2 separate regions of the Homo sapiens genome follow, and region 1 is linked to region 2. Evidence: chromatin loops called from intact Hi-C (ENCODE). Cell type or tissue: heart right ventricle. All regions are shown on one strand. Links, peaks and the distances in the headings refer to the core of each region. The heading gives the core; the rest is flanking DNA.

Region 1 (10,137 bases), core at 3,933-6,432, 97 kb after region 2:
GCATCATTTCCCTTTTTTTCTTTTTTGAGACGAAGTCTCACTCTTGTCGCCCAGGCTGGAGTGCAGTGGCGCGATCTCGGCTCACTGCAAGCTCCGCTTCCCGGGTTCATGCCATTCTCCTGCCTCAGCCTCCAGCTGGGACTACAGGCGCCCGTCACCACGCCCACGCCCAGCTAATTTTTTTTTTTTTTTTTTTTTTTTTTGTATTTTTAGTAGAGACGGTATTTCACCGTGTTAGCCAGGATGGTCTCGATCTCCTGACCTTGTGATCCGCCCGCCTCGGCCTCCCAAAGTGCTGGGATTACAGGTGTGAGCCACCGTGCCCAGCAATTTTTGTACTTTTTTTTTTAGTAGAGATGGAGTTTCACCATGTTGGCCAGGGTGGTTTCTAACTCCTGACCTCAGGGGACCTGACTGCCTCGGCCTCCAAAAGTGCTGGCATTACAGGCGCGAGCCACTGTGCCTGGCCCTTTTTTTTTCAGCACAGGAAGATAATATTTATTATATTTTAATTAGAAACACAGAAGATAGCAAGTTCACGAGGTATGAATTTTTTTTTCTTAAACCAGGCTTCAACAACAATAAAAAATAAGTCTGCATATATATTTTGGTCACTATTATAATCTTCAAGGGCACAAAAGCCAGCAGCATAAAGAAACATGAGTAATGACTGAGAATTTCTGATGTGCCAAAAACAAAGATCACTGCATTAAACTCATTTATTTTGTTAATATTATTCTTTTATTTATTTATTTATTTTGAGACTGAGTCTTGCTCTGTTGCCAAGGCTGGAGTACAGCGGTGCGATCTCAGTTCATTGCAACCTCCACCTCCTGGGTTCAAGCAATTCTCCTGCCTCAGCCTCCTGAGTGGCTGGGACTACAGGCACGTACCACCACGCCTGAATAATTTTTTGTATTTTTAGTAGAGATGGGGTTTCACTGTGTTAGCCAGGATGGTCTCAATCTCCTGACCTTGTGATACACCCACCTCAGCCTCCCAAAGTGCTGGGATTACAGGTGTGAGCCACCGCACCCAGCCAATTGTATACTTTTAATCTATACTTTATTCCACTCAATTTGAACCCCACGTAATAAGTCTTTAAAATTATTTACAGATGGTTGTAACTAAAGCAATGACAAAATTTACTACTTGTATAGATAAGACTGATACTAAACCCTTTAACTAAGAGTTGCATATTTTATATGCACTTTTAACTTGCTAGGAGCAACTCTTAAAATTACATCTATAATTCTGTCAGAAAGCACTAAGTGCTTTTCATTTTGCTTACTTTTTTTTTTTTTTTTTTTTTTTGAGACGGAGTCTTGCTCTGTGGCCCAGGCTGGAGTGCAGTGGCGCGATCTCGGCTCACTGCAAGCTCCACCTCCTGGGTTCACGCCATTCTCCTGCCTCAGCCTCCCAAGTAGCTGGGACTACAGGCGCCCGCCACCAGGCCAAGTTAATTTTTTTGTATTTTTTAGTACAGACGGGGTTTCACCATGTTAGCCAGGATGGTCTCGATCTCCTGACCTTGTGATCCGCCCGTCTCGGCCTCCCAGAGTGCTGGGATTACAGCATTTTGCTTATATAATGCACGCTTGTCATCTAGCACACTAATAAATATTACTCATTTTTTGAAAAGATACACTGACAAATTCTTTAAGTTAATGGCTTTAGCCCAACATTTTTAGTAAGTTAAAGAACACTAGCAATGGCAAAAACGTTGACAATACGGTTCATGGTCCAGTTCTCCCATCTTATGGTACAGGTTCCATCAGATGTGGTATCCCAAAAACAGGAGCTGGCTGTATGAAAGCCATATGCGCTCTTCTGGACCACTGCACAGGTCACAATATATGTATAAGCTTTTCCCAACTTAACCAGATGTGTTAAGGATTGTTCCACTATGCTTGGTTGATGATGTGATTATAATCTTCACCAGCACACACTCTTTGACAATATTGTGGGCTTCCTTAGCATTGAAGCCAACCTCAGGGTCGGGAGAACGGGTCAGGTGGGGCAGATCCCAGGCCTATTGGAGAGGACCAGGGCTTGGAGGACACTGAACCCCAACTCTTGGGGCCACCCCCCTGGGAGCCTTTTTTTTTAAAGCAATTTTGTAGTACTTGTCTCCTACAATGAATGCTGTCAGCATTCAGTTACCCCAAAATGTTTTTATTCCAACTTCTTTTTTTTTTTTGAGACAGTCTTCCTCGGTCACCCAGGCGCAGTGCAATGGCATGATCTCGGCTCATTGCAACCTCTGCCTGCCGGGTTCAAGCGATTGTCCTGCCTCAGCCTCCCGAGTAGCTGAGATTACAGGTTCCTGCCACCACACCCGGCTAATTTTTGTATTTTTAGTAGAGACAGGGTTTCACAATGTTGGCCAGGCTGGTCTCAAAACTCCTGACCTCAGGTGATCCACCCGCCTCGGCCTCGCAAAGTGCTGGGATTACAGGTGTGAGGCACCGCGCCTGGCCCCAGGTTCATTTTTGAGGAATATTTTCCCTGCATGTAGGATGTTAGCTCCTTTCAGCATTCTATGACGTCACTCCCCTGTTCCTGATGGGAAGTCAGCTGTCATTTTCATTGTTGTTCCCCTCCACATCAGGTGTTTTTGTTTTCCTGGCTACTACTTTTTCATGATTTTATCTTTAATTTTCAGCATTTGACTATGATGCACCTAGGTGTGGCCTTCTTTATATTCATCCTGCTTTTAAGGGGAGGGAGTGGTGATTCCGGTGAGGCCAGATGCAGATCAAGAGAGAAACGGTAAATTTGACATGTCGCACTCAGTTCCCTGGGGAGAAACAGCACTCCACGCAGGGCCACTCAGTGGAAGCAACCACTGGTTATGGGGCACAGGGAGCAGGGGAATGTGGGCAAGACCCCTTATTGTGGTTTCCCAGGAAGGAACAGGTGAGGCAGGGGCAGCAGACTGAGACTGACTGGAATAATCTCAGCTGGCGCTGGGCCACAGGGGCTGTTGCAGGATGTCTGGTACTGCCCTGGGGTGTCAGAGTGCTGGCCTGGAGCTTGAGCTGAAGAAGGGAGGTAGTTGAGGGTGTAAACTTGATTGGCTGCTCTAGAGGACTGACTGGCCTCTAGCCAGGACCTCAAAGCTAGGGCCTCAAAACTGGGCCAAGACCGCATTTTCAAAAAACAAACAATTTTGGCCAATATTTCTCCGTATTTTTTTTTCTGCCACATTTTCTCTCCTCTCCTGGGATTCTAGTTACGCATTTGTTATACTGTCTCACAGTTTACTGAGTCTCTGCTCATTTATTCTTTTTCAATCTCTTCTTCCACTTTGTTTTTCAATTTAGATAATTTCTATTAACGTGTCTTCAAGTTCACTGACTTTTCTTCTGCAAATGGGGAAATGGGGAGATGCAGATCAAAAGAGTACAAACTCTCAGTTTAAAGATAAGTTCTGTGGGGCTGGGCGTGGTGGTTCATGCCTGTAATCCCAGCACTTTGGGAGGCCAAGGTGGGCAGATTGCCTAAGGTCAGGAGTTTGAGACCAGCCTGACCAACATGGTGAAACTCCATCTCTAATAAAAATACAAAAATTAGCCAGGTGCAGTGGCAGTTGCCTGTAATCCCAGCTACTCAGGAGGCTGAGGCAGGAGAATTGCTTGAACCCAGGAAGTGGAGGTTGCAGTGAGGCCAGATCGCAACATTGCACTTAAGCCTGCGCGATAGGCCAGGTGTGGGGGCTCACGCCTCTAACCCTAGCACTTTGGGAGGCCAAGGCGGGCGGATCATGAGGTCAGGAATTTGAGACCAGCCTGAACAACATGGTGAAACCCCGTCTCTACTAAAAATACAAAAATTAGCCGGGCATGGTGGCGCACGCCTATAATCCCTGCTACTCAGGAGGCTGAGGCAGGAGAATTGCTTGAATCTGGGAGGCGGCGGTTGCAGTGAGCTAAGATCACACCACTGCACTTCAGCCTGGGCGACAGACCGAGGCTCCGTCTCAAAAAAAGAAAAAAAGATAAGTTCTGGGGATCTAATGTGCAGCACAGGTGGGGATGGGTGTCCTAATTCAGTGGTGATAATCACACAATGCACATGTGTAGCAAATCATCACACGGGACACCTGGAATATACACAATCTTTGTCAATTAAATTAATAAATATATATATACACATATACCTACACACACACACAAACTCAGGACGTATCAAAAGGCAATAAAAAAGCATCCACTTATGTCTGAGAAAAACGTTTATAATTATTTTAACATTTTTATTGAATGATTTCAACACCTTGGTTTATGGGTTGTTTTGATTTTGTTTTTTTGAGACAGGGTCTCACTCTGTCACCCAGGCTGGAGTGCAATGGCACTATCACAGCTCACCACAGCCTCAACCTCCCAGGCTCAAATGATCTTCCCACCGCAGCCTTCTGAGTAGCTGGGACTACAGGCACATACCACCATGCCTGGCTAATTTTTTGTATTTTTTGTAGAGATGGGGTTTCACCATGTTGCCGAGGCTGGTCTCAAACTCCTGGGCTCCAACAATCCAACCGCCTCGGCTTCCCAAAGTCCTGGGGTTACAGGTGTGCACCACCGCACCCAGCCTGATTTTTTTTCTTGATCACGTCATATGTTCCCACTTCCTGTCGTGCCTACTGATGTGGTTATATACAGGACATTCTGAATAATATACTATAGACACTCTGGATTCAGTTTTTTCCCACAAAAACTTTTGTTTTAGCAGAGTTTGGTTACTAGCGATCACCCTGATTCTGCTAAGCCTTCATTTTAGGCTTTACGAGGGTAGGTCTATCTTAGTGTTGCCCTCAGTCCTAGACCCTAGATTTGAGTTCTGTGATGTGGTCCTAATCCTAAGGCCTACACCCTGGGTTTTCGATGCAAAGTCTGAAATAGTTACCAAATCCCTCTAATTTGATGGAAAATGAATTCTAAACTTCTTCTCCCCAGCACATCTTCTGAAATCTCTACTCAGCTTTTCCAGCCTTCCAAGTGTTGCTTTCCATTTGGAATTCTGCCCTGTTTATGTATAATACAGGAACCCGCCAAGAACTTGATGAGACTATACAAGGCAAAGTTGGGGGCTTCTATGGCTTCCTCCTTTCTGGGATGTGCCCCCACACAAGTGTGCAGCGGCCAAGAACGTCCTGAAGTGACTTGGCTCCTGGGCCTAGTAAGCCTGCCACCTTCTGTTTTATTCCCTGTGAGCCACATGAGGTTTCACTTCTTCTGATGGTTCGTGCTCTCCCTCTCTTGCCGGTATCTCAGCAGGCTCTAGTGCTTTTCAAATAGTGTGTGTAATGATCAGGCGTAGGCTGGTCTGACACATGCTGCTCTGCCCTTCCTGGATGCCAGACTGTAATCAGATGTTTAAGTGTTAAAATAAACTCCAACTTCCTTTTCTTTATCTGGATGATGGATATGCTAGTGCTTTCACTTTGTGAAAAACTATCAAGGTGTGTGTTTATGTACTTTTCAGTATGTGCTACAGACCTCAACACAAAGTTTATTACAAGAAAAAACCCATTTAGTGCCAGCACCCAGTTTAAACCCCTGAAGGGCCTTCTTGTGCCCCCAGGATCAAACCCATTCCCCCTCTCCTGGCCACGTGCAGGCTTCCATGCAGCTCCCTCAAAAACACTAGCTCAAGCTCCTCCCCTCTGCCCACCCCTCGCCCCTACTTAGTCCTCAGGCTTCAACCTAAGCACCACCTCCTTGTAGCAGCTTAGTCCTGGTCCTGCACCTTAGGGCCCTCTCTTGCGCCTTCACAGGCACCAGGTGCCCCTCCCCGCCCTCCCCATCATCACACAGAGACTACATCCTCAATGCATATCCACCCCGGAGTAGGAGCTCAGAGAACTGGCAAAATGCAAAGTCCATGCCACCCTCCTAAGGAACTCTGCCGGCCCAGGGGTCTCATGACACCTTCTTGCCTTGAGGTTCCCCCTCCCACCCCACCTGTTATGCCTGCCTGCCAAGTTCTGCCTGGGGCAGCTCCCAGAGGTTGAGGACCTGGAGGAGACCTGGGTGCTTTGGATCCTCAGAATCCAAAGAACTGGATGCAACCCGAAGCCAGCCCCAGCAGCAGACAAGACTCAGGTAAAGCCCTCGTTCCTCTGTCTGGGTTTGCAGCTTCTGCTAGATGAAGGGGTTGGACTTTGTGCTCTATCAATCTGCCCTTCCTAAACACAAAGGCCAAATGACTGCGCAGTTTTAAAGAAGAGAGGAAACGTTTACTGTGTTGAGCAGACCTTATTTTCATTACAGTACCAGGAAGTTCATTCTCAATTCCCTTCGAACGCAGAGATTCTGCAGACATTTAAAAGCCCAATGCTGTTCCCAAGCAAGAGGCAGCACCTGACAACAATGCTGCATTTAATGGAGCAGGATTACAGTAACATTGGATATTCATAAAGAAGATTTTTAAAGTACACAGTTTCCTTAAAAATTATAACATTTTCCCACCTTTATTTTATTATTACCACGAATAACTGGTTGGTTGGAAAACATGGTACTTGATAATCTTTTGTTGTCAACCTTAAGTTAATGTATTTTGCTTTCTGCTGTTGTTGTTAAGAGACGTTATGCCCATTTCTCTGGAAATCTCAATGGTGACAAGTAAGGCAAGGCATACAATACATTCCTGTCCCACTGCAACCTTCCACAGCTAGCCTCTGCACTGCTGGGTATCTGGGAAAGACTCAGGAGAGGACCTTTTGCTTGCAAATCCTCAAACTCCTGACCTCGGGTGATCCGCCTGCCTTGGCCTCCCAAGGTGCTAGGATTACAGGCGTGAGCCACCACGCCCGGCGCTTGCAAATACCGACCACAGAGTTTAACCTTCATGGGCTCCTTCTAGGAAGCAGGCAGCCACTTGCCACAGACTTTGCAGTTTGTTTTTATAAATTGTCACTGATCAATGACAGCCTGAGGGAATGGGACCCTCTACTCAATTCATTGACTTCCTGCTTCTACTGCCTCCCAGAAGTGTCATTTCATTTCTGTATATAGAGAAATGAAAGACCAAAGAATGAAATGAGAAATCTGTATCCTCTAGGCATTTCAGGTATATACCCTGAAATATCAATAACCACTGAAGTTCATGATGTCTCATTTGCTTGAATTCAATCAGTTAATTACCAAAATACTGATTAAGATCTTTCCCTCACTACCTCAAGGCAGAGAAAACATGAATTTAAAGAAGTTATCTTACCAAACTACACACATGACAAGCTTTATTTGATTAACTCCAATCATCCCACAAAAATGTGCCCATAAAATCAAGTACTTAAAAAACTAATTATTAAAATTACACAACAATGGGACAGGCGCGGTGGTTCACGCCTATAATCCCAGCACTTTGGGGGGCCGATGCGGGTGGATCACTTGAGGTCAGGAGTTCGAGACCACCCTGGCCAACATGGCAAAACCCCGTCTCTACTAAAAATACAAAAATTAGCTAGGCATAGTGGCAGGCACCTGTAATCCCAGCTACTCAGGAGGTTGAGTCAGGAGAATCTCTTGAACCCGGGAGGCAGAGGCTGCAGTGAGCTGAGATTGTGCCACTGCACTCCACTCCAGCCTGAGCAACAGAGCGAGATTCTGTCTCAAAAAAAAAAAAAGCAAAAATTAGCCGGGTGTGGTGGCGCACACCTGTAATCCCAGCTACTCGGAAGGCTGAGGCAGGAGAATCACCTGAACCCAGGAGGCAGAGGTTGCAGTGAGCCAAGGTCACACCATTGTACTCCACCCTGGGCAACAAGAGCAAATCTCTGTCTTGAGGGGGGAAAAAAACCACGCAACAATGGAATACATATATTTAAATAACTGCACATAATACACCCTCCATTTTTGTTACCAAGAGAAAGCTTCCATCAGGTAGCTTTACCAATACATTTCCATTCCCATGAAATGCAATACCACAGTACTAATATTCTATTCAGAAAAAGACTACAATTCCCTTGTAACTCTTTTTCTTTTTCCCTTGTAACTCTGAGTTCTTTCTTTTAATCGTTCAGGCCACATAGGTAAGGCCATTTTAGAAAAGGACTGCTTTCAAGTATCTAAATATACTTCCGGAGGGCGGGGGAGGAAGGGAGTCATTTTACACTTGTCACTCTCAGGGTGATGTCTGACTGTCCAAGTCACGGGGTCAGTAGAGCAGGTTTCCTGGCTAAAGGAAACTCTGGGAGTTCTTTCCTCCCTACCACCTGGGCCAGTCTCTTCCCCCTGTCCCTAGCTCTTGGCCCTCTACTCAGGGACTTGGTCCCCACAATCAGATGAAAACTCATTCAGGCAGAGCCTTGACAAGGTTCAGAACACGAGGGCTTGACCGGACATAGTGGCTCACGCCTGTAATCCCAGCACTTTGGGAGGCCGAGGTGGGCAGATCACCACCTGAGGTCAGGAGTTTGAGATCAGCCTGGCCAACCAACATGGTAAAACCCCATCTCTACTAAAAATACAAAAATTAACCAGGCATGGTGGCAGGCGCCTGTAATCCCAGCTACTCAGGAGGCTGAGGCAGGAGAATTGTTTGAACTTGGGAGGCAGAGGTTGAAGTGAGCCAAGATCGCACCACTGCACTCCAGCCTGGGTGACAGAATGAGACTCTCTTAAAAAAAAACCCACGAGGGCTTAAGGACAGCAGAGCAAATTAAGCTCCATTTATGGAAACTGTTTTAATTTTTTTTTTTTTTTTTTTTTTTTTTTTGAGACGGAGTCTCGCTCTATTGCCAGGCTGGAGTGCAGTGGCATGATCTCGGCTCACTGCAACCTCCACCTCCCGGGTTCAAGTGATTCTCCTGCCTCAGCCTCCCGAGTAGCTGGGACTACAGGTGTGTGCCACCATGCCCAGCTAATTTTTGTATTTTTAGTAGAGACGGGGTTTCACCGTGTTGGCCAGGATGGTCTCTATCTCTTGACCTCATAATCCGCCCGCCTCGGCTTCCCAAAGTGCTGGGATTACAGGTGTAAGCCACTGTGCCTGACCGGAAACTGTTTCTTAACATACATCATGCACGTAATCTTCGCTCTCCCAAGAGGCATTCACCCAAGCAGACAGGCAAGCATCTATGTGTTCAATTCGAAATGCAACAATGACAGATGTACAACTTTACCACTCTTAAAGAAACTAACATGCCATCCATTATTCTCCATGTGGGAAACATTCAGTAAACTTCTAAAACCAAACACAGGACTCTGGCATATCCCCACACCCCCAGCAGCAGGCTGTGACAGGCTTTGATCTCAATCAAATGCCACTGTACACAGAACATAAAAACAGGCTCAGGATGCTGCATGTCACTCTGACATATCACATTATTTCATATTACTCTGTCACTTACTCACAAACAAAAGTCTCCACTATGGCATGATTGAGAGAGAAAATAATTCACTTTATATAAATAACAGCTAAGAACAACATACTGTGAACAGTTTCCAGAGTTTGAACATTCAGCACAATCAATTCTTACTTCTTGGGAAAAAAATATCTTACCTATCTTTTCTGTTACAGTATGCCTTCTTGGAGAAAATATTTTAGTGGTAACATCATTTTCTGGGGCATTTGGTTAATTTTGAAAGATGATTATGCCACATGAACCAAAAAAAAAAAAAAAAACTGGCAGGAGGAGGAGGGTCCTAGGCCATTCTGGAAGCAAGCTGGGTTTTGCATTATTCAGAGTCAACTATTAAGCTGACTTATATTAGAATGGCGACAGATAAGAGGCAATGAGTGACACCAGGACATGCACAGCACACAGAGAATATGGTCTACTCTTGTCTTCCCTGCACAGATTAAACATAAGAGGCTTGGTAGAAAGACATGGGGAAAGGTGCTATGGGGGCCAGCATTTGGAAAGCATATATCCCAGTGACTTGAGTATTTGCTATGCAACCTCCTGGACGAGAAACTGGGAAAAGGCACACTTCCGCCCACAGTTGTGGACAGCAGCAGTCACCCGTCTGAATGCTTTCATTCAATGTGAAGATGCAGCTTGAACAAAAGTTTCTTTTTGTTTGTTTGTTTTCTGAGATGGAGTCTCGCTCTGTCACCCAGGCTGGAGTGCAGTGGCACGATCTCAGCTCACTGCAACCTCTGCCTCCTGGGTTCAGGCGATTCTCCTGTCTC
Region 2 (10,137 bases), core at 3,589-6,088:
TTGCTAACATTTCTTCCTGTTTTTTGATAATAGCCAGTCTGATGGATGTGAAGTGGAATCTCATTGTGGTATTGATTTGCATTTCCCTAATGGCTAACGATGTTCATCTTATATCTGCTTGTTGGCCATTGGTCTGTCTTCTTTGGGGAAATGTCTACTCAAATGTCGCACATTTTTTAATTGGGTTGTTAAGTTATAGGAGTTCTTTATATATTCTGGATATTAATCTCTTATCAGATATATGATTTACAAATATTTTCTTCCATTCTGTGGGTTGCGTTTCACTCTGTTGATACTATCCTTTGATGCACAAATATTTTCAATTTTTTGTTTTGTTTTGTTTTTGAAACAGAGTTTCACTCTTGTTGCCCAGGCTGTAGTGCAATGGTGTCATCTCGGCTCACCGCAACCTCTGCTTCCCAGGTTCAAGCGATTCTCGTGCCTCAGCCTCCTGAGTCGCTGGGATTACAGGCATGTGCCACCACGCCCAGCTAATTTCTGTATTTTTAGTAGAGACGGGGTTTCTCCATGTTGGTCAGGCTGGTCTCGAACTCCTGACCTCATGATCAGGTGGATCACCCACCTCGGCCTCCCAAAGTGCTAGAATTATAGGCATAAGCCACCATGCCCAGCCTAAATGTTTTTAATTTTGATGAAGCCCAATTAATCTAGCTTTTCTTTTGTTACCTGTGTTTGGATGTCATATTCAAGAGATCATTGCCAAATCTAGTATCATAAAGCTTTTTTCCTGTGTTCTAAGAGTTGACAGTTTTAGGTCTTACCATTGGTCATTAATCCATTTTGAGTTAATTTCTATGTATAATGTTAGATAAGGGTCCAATTTCCTTCTTTTACATGTGGAAATCCAGTTTCCCCAGCACCATTTGTTGAAAAGAGTGTGTTTTCCCCATTGAATGGTCTTGGCACCATTTGACCATATATGCAAGGGTTGATTTCTGGGCTCTTTATCGTATTCCATTGGTCTATATGCCTATCTTTATGACAGTACCACACTGATTTGACTACCATAGCTTTGTAGTTAAGTTTTGAAATCAGGAAATGGGAGTCCAACTTTGTTTTGTATTTGTTTTGGTTTGGGGTTTTTTTTGTTTGTTTTTGAGACAGGGTCTCGCTTTGTCATCCAGGCTAAGGTGCAGTGATGTGAACCTGGCTCACTGCAGCCTTAACCTCCCAGGCTCAAACAATCCTCCCTCATTGGCCTCCCAAAGTGCTGGGATTACAGACATGAGCCATTCTTTTTTGTCAAGTACTTTAGCTATTCAAAATCCCTTGAAATTTCATATGAATTTTAGGTTAAGTTACTCTATTTATGCAGCAAATACTGTTGGGGTTGTGATAGGGATTTCATTAAATCTGTAGATTACATGAGTAGTATTTACATCTTAATGATAGTAGGTCTTTCAGTTCATGGACATGGGATGATTTTCCATTTACTGGGGTTGTCTTTAATTTCTTTCATCAGTGTTTTGTAGTTTTTAGTTTACAAGTATTTCACTTCATTGGTTAAGTCTCCTCCTAAATATTTTACACTTTCTGATGCCAACAAAAACATAATTGTTTTGTTAATTTCCTTCTTGTATTGTTTGTTGCTAGTGAATAGAAATACAACTGATTTCTTTTAATTTTTACTTTAACAACATTGTTAAGTTAGTTTATTAGCTCTAACAGGTTTTTGTGTGTGGAAGTGGATTCTTTAGCATTATCTACATATAAGATTATGTCATCTGAGAAGAGAGATAACTTTCCTTTTTTCTTTCCAATCTGAATACCTTTTACTTATTTTTCTTACCTGATTGCTCAGGCTAGAACTTCCGGTACTCTGATGAATAGCTGTGGCAAAAGTAGACATCTTTGCCTTGTTCCCAAAGTAGAGGAAAGCTTTTGGTGTTTCACCATTGAATATGATGTTAACTGTGAGTTTTTCATATCTGGCTGTCTTAGCTCAGCCTCTATTACAAACACTATAGCCTGGGTGGCTCAAGCAGCAAGTGTTTATTTCTCACAGTTCTTGAGACCCAAGTCCCAGATGAAGGAGCCAGCAGATGTGGAACTGGTGAGGGCTTGTTGCCTGTCTTGTATCCCCTGCATCTCCCATGGCCAAGAGAGAAGAAATCATCTCTCATGTCTTCTCTTATGAAGCCACTGGTCCCATTCATTATGGCTCCACCCTCATGACCTAATTACCTCTCAGAGTCGCCACCTCCAAATGCCATCACGTTGGAGATTAGGACTTCAACATGAGTTTTGGTGGAACACACACATTCAGTCCATAGCAATGGCCTTTATTACACTGAGGTAGTTTCCTTCTGGTTCTAGTTTGTTGAAAGTTTTTATTATGCAGGTGCATTGAATTTTGTCAAATGATGTTTCTGCATCAGTTGAGATGATCATGTGTTTTTTTCCTTCATTCTGTTAATGTGGCATACTACATTGATTTTCATATTTTGAACCATCCTTTCATTCTAGGGATAAATCTCACTTGGTCATGATACATAATCATTTTTATATGCTGTTCAATTCAATTTGCAAGTATTTTGCTGAGGATATTTTCATCAGTATTTATAAAGGACATCAGTGTGTAATTTTCTTGTTATATCTTTGTCTGGCTTTGATATCAGGATAATACTGACCTCATAGAATGAGTTAGGAAGTATTCTTTTCACTTCAGATTTTTGGAAAAGTTTGGGAAAGATTTGTGTTAGTCCCAGGAGAGCCTCTCAGGTCCCAGCATGTGCTGGGAGCCTAGTCACAAGCCCTGGCAGTCAAGGGTGTGGACACCCAGGCAGCTGCCTAGCTGTGTGGCCCTGAGCAAGGGCCTTCACCTCACTGTGCCTGACTCCTCAACTATAAACGGAGAGGAGTGGTACCCCCTGCCCTGAAGTGGAGAGAAGAATGGTACCCATTGCCCTGGAGTGAGGAGAGAACCAAATGAGCCAGTATGGGTGTGCCCAGCACAGGGGAGGCAGCAAGGATGCTGCCTGTGCCATCAGCCGGCAACATCTCACGGTGTTCACAGTAGCCCTTCAGGACAGAGGGACCCAGGGCTCAGAGGGCACTGGATCTGCGCATGGTCACTCAGTTGCTGGTTCCTCACTGGGCACATCCAGACCCCTCTGCCTTCAGACTCCTGCATTTCTGCCTTGCCACACAGGAAAACCAAGAGGGGGAGGTGGTTTGGAGTAGGTCATGGGGCCCACTGAGCCTTGGGTATCCTGGCAACTGCTTCTTATTTTCCTTGTTCCTTGGAGCCTCTCTGGGGGTGCTAGGGCTGTGTCCATGGAGAATCAGCACAAATGTGCCTGAAGGAAGGAGTTTCAGGAAGCAGGAGGCTCCAGGGCCTGCCCACCCAGGCTGACACCCCTGTACCTTGTGGGCCACAGTCAGGAAATCCCAGAGCCTGGGTGTGGGAGGGTGGTCCGAAGACCTCTTTTGTCTCCCCCTCCACACACACACACACACACACACACACACACACACACACACACACGCCTCCCTTCTTTGCGGTGGAGCCTCTTTACTGCCCAGTAGCCCACCTTCTTCTCCCAGCTCTCCAGGCCCCAGAGCACTTGTCCTCAGAGGGGCCGCAGCTCCCAGGTGGGAGTGTGACAGCGTCTCCATCCTACCTGGGCCACCAACCTATTGAAACTGGTGTCATCTTAAGGACAGCCAGCGCCTCTTGACTCTGACAGGCTGCCCCAGGGTGAACAAGTTTCTAAAGGTGGCAAGTCCCACCTACCCAGTAGACAGGCTGAGAACAAAGGAAGACCCAAGCACTAGCAAGGAGAGCCCTCCCCTCCCTCGGGGACTGCGGCACTTCATGGGCAGGGCCCGGGGCCCTCCATCACAGCCCACCCCGCCCTGTGCCCCCTCTGATGCAGTAGAGTCAGTGAATTGTCACTAGCCTGGTGCAGGCCATCCAGAGCACAGTGCCAGGGCCGGGCACAGGGCGTGTATGACAGAAGAGCCATGTGGGGTCTCAGGAGGAGGCTGTCAAGTCCAGGCTCAGAAGCTGTGATGTGAAGGACAGTGCTTCATGGAGTTTGGGGCAGGTTTCCAGCAGAGGGTCTGGGCCAGCAGGGCAGGTGCAGAGAGGAGAGGGCAGGGCCCTGCCCTCAAGGAGGTACAGAGCCAAGCCTACTGGCTTCGGGACCCACATGGTGCCCCTGTGTCCCTGCAGCGTGGTCTCAGCATGGACCCCCAACCTGTGGTGAAACCATTGCCCTGGGATGTTCAGCAGGACTGGGTCAGCTTCTGCCTGGCTCAGCATGGCCATTCCACACTTAGAGGCTGACCACAGGACTAACTGGATCCTATGTGGCCACAGACCCTGCTCACATAGCACTGGCCTTCTGAGCTGGTGGTTAATCCAACCTTCCTCATCCCCCAGAGGACCCCCAAAACAGGTGCTTGGTATAAATGTAACTCGCCTTCCTTCACTGGTGACCTGAGGCCACCTGATGGTCTCTCTTTGCCCTCTGTCCCCGTGGGCCCCAAAGAATCTGGGAGCATGTTCCTCCTCTGACTCCGGGCCCTCCAGGCCATACCAGCCCCTGGTTTTGCTAAACATCCCCCAAAGCTGTGGCCCCGGGAAGCGCCCCTCGGACCATGGTCTGCTGCTGCTCTCCTTCCAACTTCGAAGGTCCCCTCCCGTCCTGGGGTATGAGGAACAGTGGTTTCTGGGAAATCTGGAGCCACCCCAGTGTTTGCAAGGAAAGTGCCCAGCAGGTGGTGGCAGCCGCCACAGTTACTCCTCAGACTAGCTTTACTCATGGCTTTAGGGAGTGACGGTCATGCTTCATTCCAGGCCTCAAAGCCTTAGCCATTCCCAGGCCTTGCTCTGCCCAGGCCCAGGCTGGCCCTTGGGCAGGCTTATGGGGAGCCAGGCCAGAAGAGGAGAAAAGCGCCATATTGTGTGACATGCCCCTGGCTCAGAGCGGGCTGTGCCTGGGAGCGGTGCCCTTCCGCAGGAGACAGGGTGTGCGGGTGGGACGCTGGAGTGCCTGGCTGGTTTGGGCCCCACTGCATGCAGAGCAAGGCCCAGCCTTTGGGGAGGGAGGCCTGGTGTGGCGGAGCAGAGCAGGGACCAGCTCCACCAGGCCCATGGGTGGAACCACACAGGCTGTGGGCAGCGGGGGGCTGCAGCCACGGCAAGGACCCCAGACCCAGGGTGGTCTCCAGGGCTCTTTTGCAGTAGGAGTGGCAACAGAGTTGGGGAGGCTGACAAGTGGGAGGCCTGCCTAGGCTCTCCCCGACCGCTGCCTTCCCCCACACCCCATGTCTCAGGTGCCCTCCTGTGAGTCGAGCCGTCTTTTCCAGCAGGAGCCCGTCAGCTGATAGCACCCCTGCCTGCCCTTCCTGCTGCCCTTGTTCCTCTGCCCGCCCCCATGGCCTTGTGAGTCACCGCCCCTCCCCTCCGCCCCATTCCCCCCGTGCCATTTGCCCTGGCCTGCTGCACACTGAATGCCCTGAATCTGGAGCCACTGCACAGGGCACTGCCCTCCCGGCTTCCCACAGCCCTTGCTGGGCTGTCCCTGCCCACTCACATGCCCACATGCCACAGCCTCCCCGTGAGCCTGGCCGCCCTCCCTGAGGCAGGGGTGGGCCCACCACCACCCTCCACATCCTCGCCGGGATGCCTGGCTGGTTCCTTCCAGCTTCTGGGAAGCAAGGTCCCAGAGCGCCGGGGTGAGGAGCACAGTCTTCTCCAGTACGTGTCTCGCCCCGGGTTGTTCTGTGTCCAGACTGGTGTGGGCGTCCCTGCCCTGAGAAGGTGTTGGGTGGGTAGCTGGGCGTGGAACACAGGGCCCACCTTACCTCCTCAGGAGCCCAGCCACAGTTAAAGCCGCTCCAAGCCAGGGTCCTGCCAGGCGTGGGCCCTATGGAAGGATACACATGGTGTGAGCAGGCCCAGACTGCCTGGCATGGACCCTCTGGGGATCCCTCTCCCCACACCTTCACCAGGTGGTCTCTGTGGCACTGAGAGGGCCTAGAGCTGGGCAGGGCCAGGAATCCCTGGCACTCTTGCTGGGCCCAGCCCCCCCGGCCTCAGTTCACCCTCCTCACTGTTGCCCTGTGCCGCCTCCCCTGCCGGCTCCATCCAGGCCCCTCTCCTGGCATCCAGGGGCCTTCTCCTGAGCCGGACCCTTCCCCACACAGCCACCCTAGGATGGAGGAGCTTGGCAGGGTCTCCCCTGGCGTTGAGAAGAGTGTGCATTCAGAGGAGCCTGTCAGCCCTGAGCAGGGAGGGTGTTGGACGGAAGGAATGGAGGGCAAGAAGCACCTATAGGGAAGCCTGTGTATGCCCTTGGGGAAGAGCCTGTGGACAGATGCCCGCCGGCGCCCCTGCACAGCTGTTAGCCACATCCTTGCTGGGTTGCCTCCGTGAGGTCTGTCCAGGGCCTCCCCGTGGAAAGAGGAGGGGCCAAGTGATGGAAAGCAGCAGGACTGGTATGAGGCAACAAGAGCCCCAGGCTGGAGAGGCCAGGCCAGGTGAGGCACACAGCCTGTGCCCTGGCTCCCTTGAGGTCCACCTTGCCCCAGGCATGGCGTCAGCCTGTGGAGGACCCAGGTCCTGCAGCCAGGGGCTCTCCCTCAGGCCCTGGTGAGCTCATTTAGAAGCCAGCTGCTCCCGCTGACGCACCTTCTGAGCTCACCCAGTGCCTGGGGCCCTCCCTGCCAGAGGTCTAGCCCCCAAGAGACACAGTGAGGATCCAGACTGAGGAGGCTAATGCTTCCTTCTGCTGCTCCAGTGCCATGGCCGCCCCAAACCTCCAGGACTCACACCTCACTGAGCGCAAACCCACAGCCTTAACTATGGGGTGCTCTGGACCCAGGGCAAGGGCAGTGGGCAAGAAAAGTAGCCCTCCCCCATGCCGGGACTCCGGCTGTCTGAGAGGGTGTGTGAAGCCCCCAGCCTAGTAATGCCTGCACGGGGTACTCACTAAAGACAAGAAGGACAGGCAAGGGGACTCTACTGGGACAGTTAGGTCCCTAGTTCCTCCTTGTTTTATTGTGTCAGCTGAGATCCCCAGTACATGCAGAATTGCCTTAGAGAGAGTGGACATCTTTGTCTTATTCATGATCTTAGAGGGAATGCATCTGACTCTTCCCCATGGGGACCATGCTTGCTCTAGGTTTTGGGGATACTTTATCAAATTAAGGAACTTTTTTTTTTAATTTGAGACAGTTTCACTCTTTTGCCCAGGCTGGAGTGCTATGACACGATCTCCGCTCACTGCAACCTCCACTTCCTGGGTTCAAGTGATTCTTACGCCTCAGCCTCTTTATAGGTGCGTGCCATCATGCATGCTAAATTTTTTTTTTTTTTTTTTTTTTTTTTTTGTATTTTTAGTAGAGACGGTGTTTCGCCATGTTGGCAAGGCTGGTCTTGAACTCCTGACCTCAAGTCATCCACCTGCCTCAGCCTCCCAAAGTGCTGGGATTACAAGTGTGAGCTACCACGCCTGGCCAAATTAAGGGACTTCTATTCCTAGTTTCCTGAGAGTTTTTATTATGAATAGTGTTTTTAGCAGATGCTTCTTACACATTTACTGAGCTCTGTAGTCTGTTGCTGTGATGAGTCACATGTATGGATTTTCTCCTGTTAAGCCATCCTTGCATACCTGGGGTTACTAAGTATGGTCGTAGTGTAATATCTTTTATATGCTCAATTGGGTTGGATTTGATAAGATTTTTGTTGAGGAATTTTTGTATCTATATTTGAACTCTGAGCTTAGCAGATGTGTCCACCAGGCTGCAATTTTCCTCTCTTGTGCATTTGTCCAACTTCGGTATTAGGATTATGTTGGCCTCATAGAATGAATTGGGAGTGTCCACTGCTTTACTCTTGTCTAGGAGGGTTTGCTTACAAAAATCTGGTTCTTTTAAAATTTGGTAGAAATAGCCCAGCACTTTCTTTGTAGGAATTTTACCCCTAACTTTTTATCTTGAAAAATGTCAAACTTACAAAGTCGTTGAAATGGTAGTAAAGTGAACCTCATACCTTTCACCGAGACCCACTGCTTGTTAACATTTTGCAATATTTGTGCTTGTGAGTGGGTGCTCTCACTTGCTGTTTACATATATGTATATCTGTAGATACATGTGTACTTACATGTATATTTATATATGTAGTTATATACATGCTTTTGCATTTTAGTAGAATCATTTGAATGTAAGCTGCAGGCATTTCCTCAATATTTTAGGAAGATTTTAAACTACTGCTTTGATTTTTGCTTTTTGAGATTATCGGGCTATTTGTGACTTATATTTGGACATTTTATACAAATAATTTGACTGACAGCTATCCTCTCTCTATCTCTTACATGTTCTCCTGGTGCCTCTGGCCTGTGGTTGGTGAAAGCAGGTAGGTCTGTTCCGGCAGCTTCCTCTCTTTCCCTGCCAGCTGGGGTGGGCCCATCCTCATGCCGAGCGTCATGCTGTGACCTCCAGGAGGCATATTGTCTTGTTTTGTGCAAGGAGGAAACAGATGACAGATGCATTCCTTGGGGAACTCGTCAGGGCCACACAGCTGCTGGATGGCAGATCCCTTAGCAAGCTGGAGACCTGTTTTCTGGTGCTGCCAATGGCGCGCCGGGTTCTCCTGGGAGCTTCGTGCTGCTCATCTCAGGGACCGTGCACGTGGGTGAGCAGCAGACATGCCTTGTGGCCTATGAAGTCAGACACCTCTGGTATCTGGGAGACTTTGGCTGCAGAAGGATCTCTGAGTCTCCATTTGCCCATCTGCAGGGGGATCTAATAGTGGCGACCGTACCGGGGTTGCAGGAATAAAATGAGCAAATGCCTGCTGGGCCCTAACCTTTTTTGGAGGCACCAACCACAGAAGTGCTTGATGGGGGGCCATAAAATGGCTGGTTCTGGAGAGTCAGCATTCCCGAGTCCCCAGGGTCACTGCTCAGGTGACAGCTTTCTCAGTGCATCACCCGGAGCTGTCGCCCTCCTTGTAAGTAGAGCCAGGGCCATGGGAGTATAGAGTTGGATACTGCAGTTAGCTTGGGCACAGAATGGCTTATCTCTGGGGTGGGCTGTTTAGGCTCTGAATTTCCCTGTCTGGGGAAGAATAGTCTACATTCAAGAGCATGCAAGGCCATCTCTCCGCGGCCGCCTCTGTGTTTATATGGACTCGGGGGTTGAGGGAGCAGGTGTCAGCCCCTCTTCGCTGCAGAGAGGCTCTGTGGGGTCGTGGGTGAGAACCAGGACTTTGCCTCGGACCCTGACATGAGTTGCTGTGGGGTCAGCAGGAGGTGGAGCCTGGAGGGGTCCCAGGGACACCCCCAGTGATCCTCAGATGAGCTCTCGCCCTCCTGACCCCGAGAAAGGCTGATTACTGGTGATGATCCTGTGGCTTTGGAGATGTCCTGAGAGGCTGCTGGGGAGGCCCTGAGCCTCCCAGGCCTCCCTGACTCTCCTACCTCCTGTGAGAAAGTCAGATTAGATTGTTTTGTTTGTTTGTTTGTTTTCTAATACATGCATGGTTATATAAAATCGGAAAAATACAGAAAAAGTAAAAGAAAAAATGGCCCAGGGCACTAGGCCCAGGGCACCTGGCGCGGGTTGCATTTCTGCTCCATCTCTCCAGTTGATGTGTTTTCCAGAGTTGGCATCAGGCTGTACCCACAAGCTTTGATGTGGCTCTTTTGCCCATTGTGCACACAGATATGAGCTTCTGTGTTAATGCAGAGTCCCCAGAAGGGCTGTGCTTTTCTACTGCCATGGAGTCACCGGGCGTAGGTATCAAGTCGTGCTGGCTGGCCTCAGGGCCCTGAGCACTTTCTCACCTGGCAGGGACAGTTTCATAGCAGGGTACAAATACTGCACACCCCGGCAGGACCTGACGCTGCCGCCAGCCTCCCTCTCGGGCCTCCACGTCTCTCTTGGTGGGCCCAAGCAGCCATGGTGGATGTGTAGTTACAGGCTGTAAGGAAGAGGAAGGGCCACGTGAGTCCTCGCAATAGCCTCAGCAAAAGGCCTAGAAGCAGAAGGAGTGAGCCCCAGAGCTCTTGGCCAGGACAAGAGGAGGCCATGGCTCTGGAGACAGGTCTCAGGCCGAGCCAGCCCGCCCCTAGTCAGCTGCCCTGCTGCTCGACTGCGTGCCCT

The links. Peaks named below come from ENCODE experiments on the same cell type or tissue, not always from the same donor. Only the 100,000 strongest peaks of a DNase experiment are listed, where the experiment ranks them.
Region 1: a loop joins it to region 2, with 2.0 times the contacts of the local background. A loop is called at or near these places in 16 of 110 quality-filtered maps.

The regions. Positions count from the first base shown.
Region 1 is chr2:128,191,757-128,201,893 of GRCh38, reverse strand. It overlaps UGGT1 (UDP-glucose glycoprotein glucosyltransferase 1), which reads right to left. Exons shown (of 41, transcript NM_020120.4): 41 at 6,217-10,137. It also overlaps the pseudogene DYNLT3P2. Among named protein-coding and RNA genes, the nearest start is that of UGGT1, 110 kb to the right of the region's middle. In heart right ventricle, for the core only: a CTCF peak has its summit at 5,197; no DNase peak of the experiment used is centred there.
Region 2 is chr2:128,288,043-128,298,179 of GRCh38, reverse strand. All of the region lies in intron 1 of HS6ST1 (heparan sulfate 6-O-sulfotransferase 1), which reads left to right. Among named protein-coding and RNA genes, the nearest start is that of HS6ST1, 26 kb to the left of the region's middle. RefSeq lists enhancers at 2,510-3,059, 9,518-10,137. In heart right ventricle, for the core only: a CTCF peak has its summit at 4,752 (motif pointing right); no DNase peak of the experiment used is centred there; H3K27ac peaks cover 1,022 bases.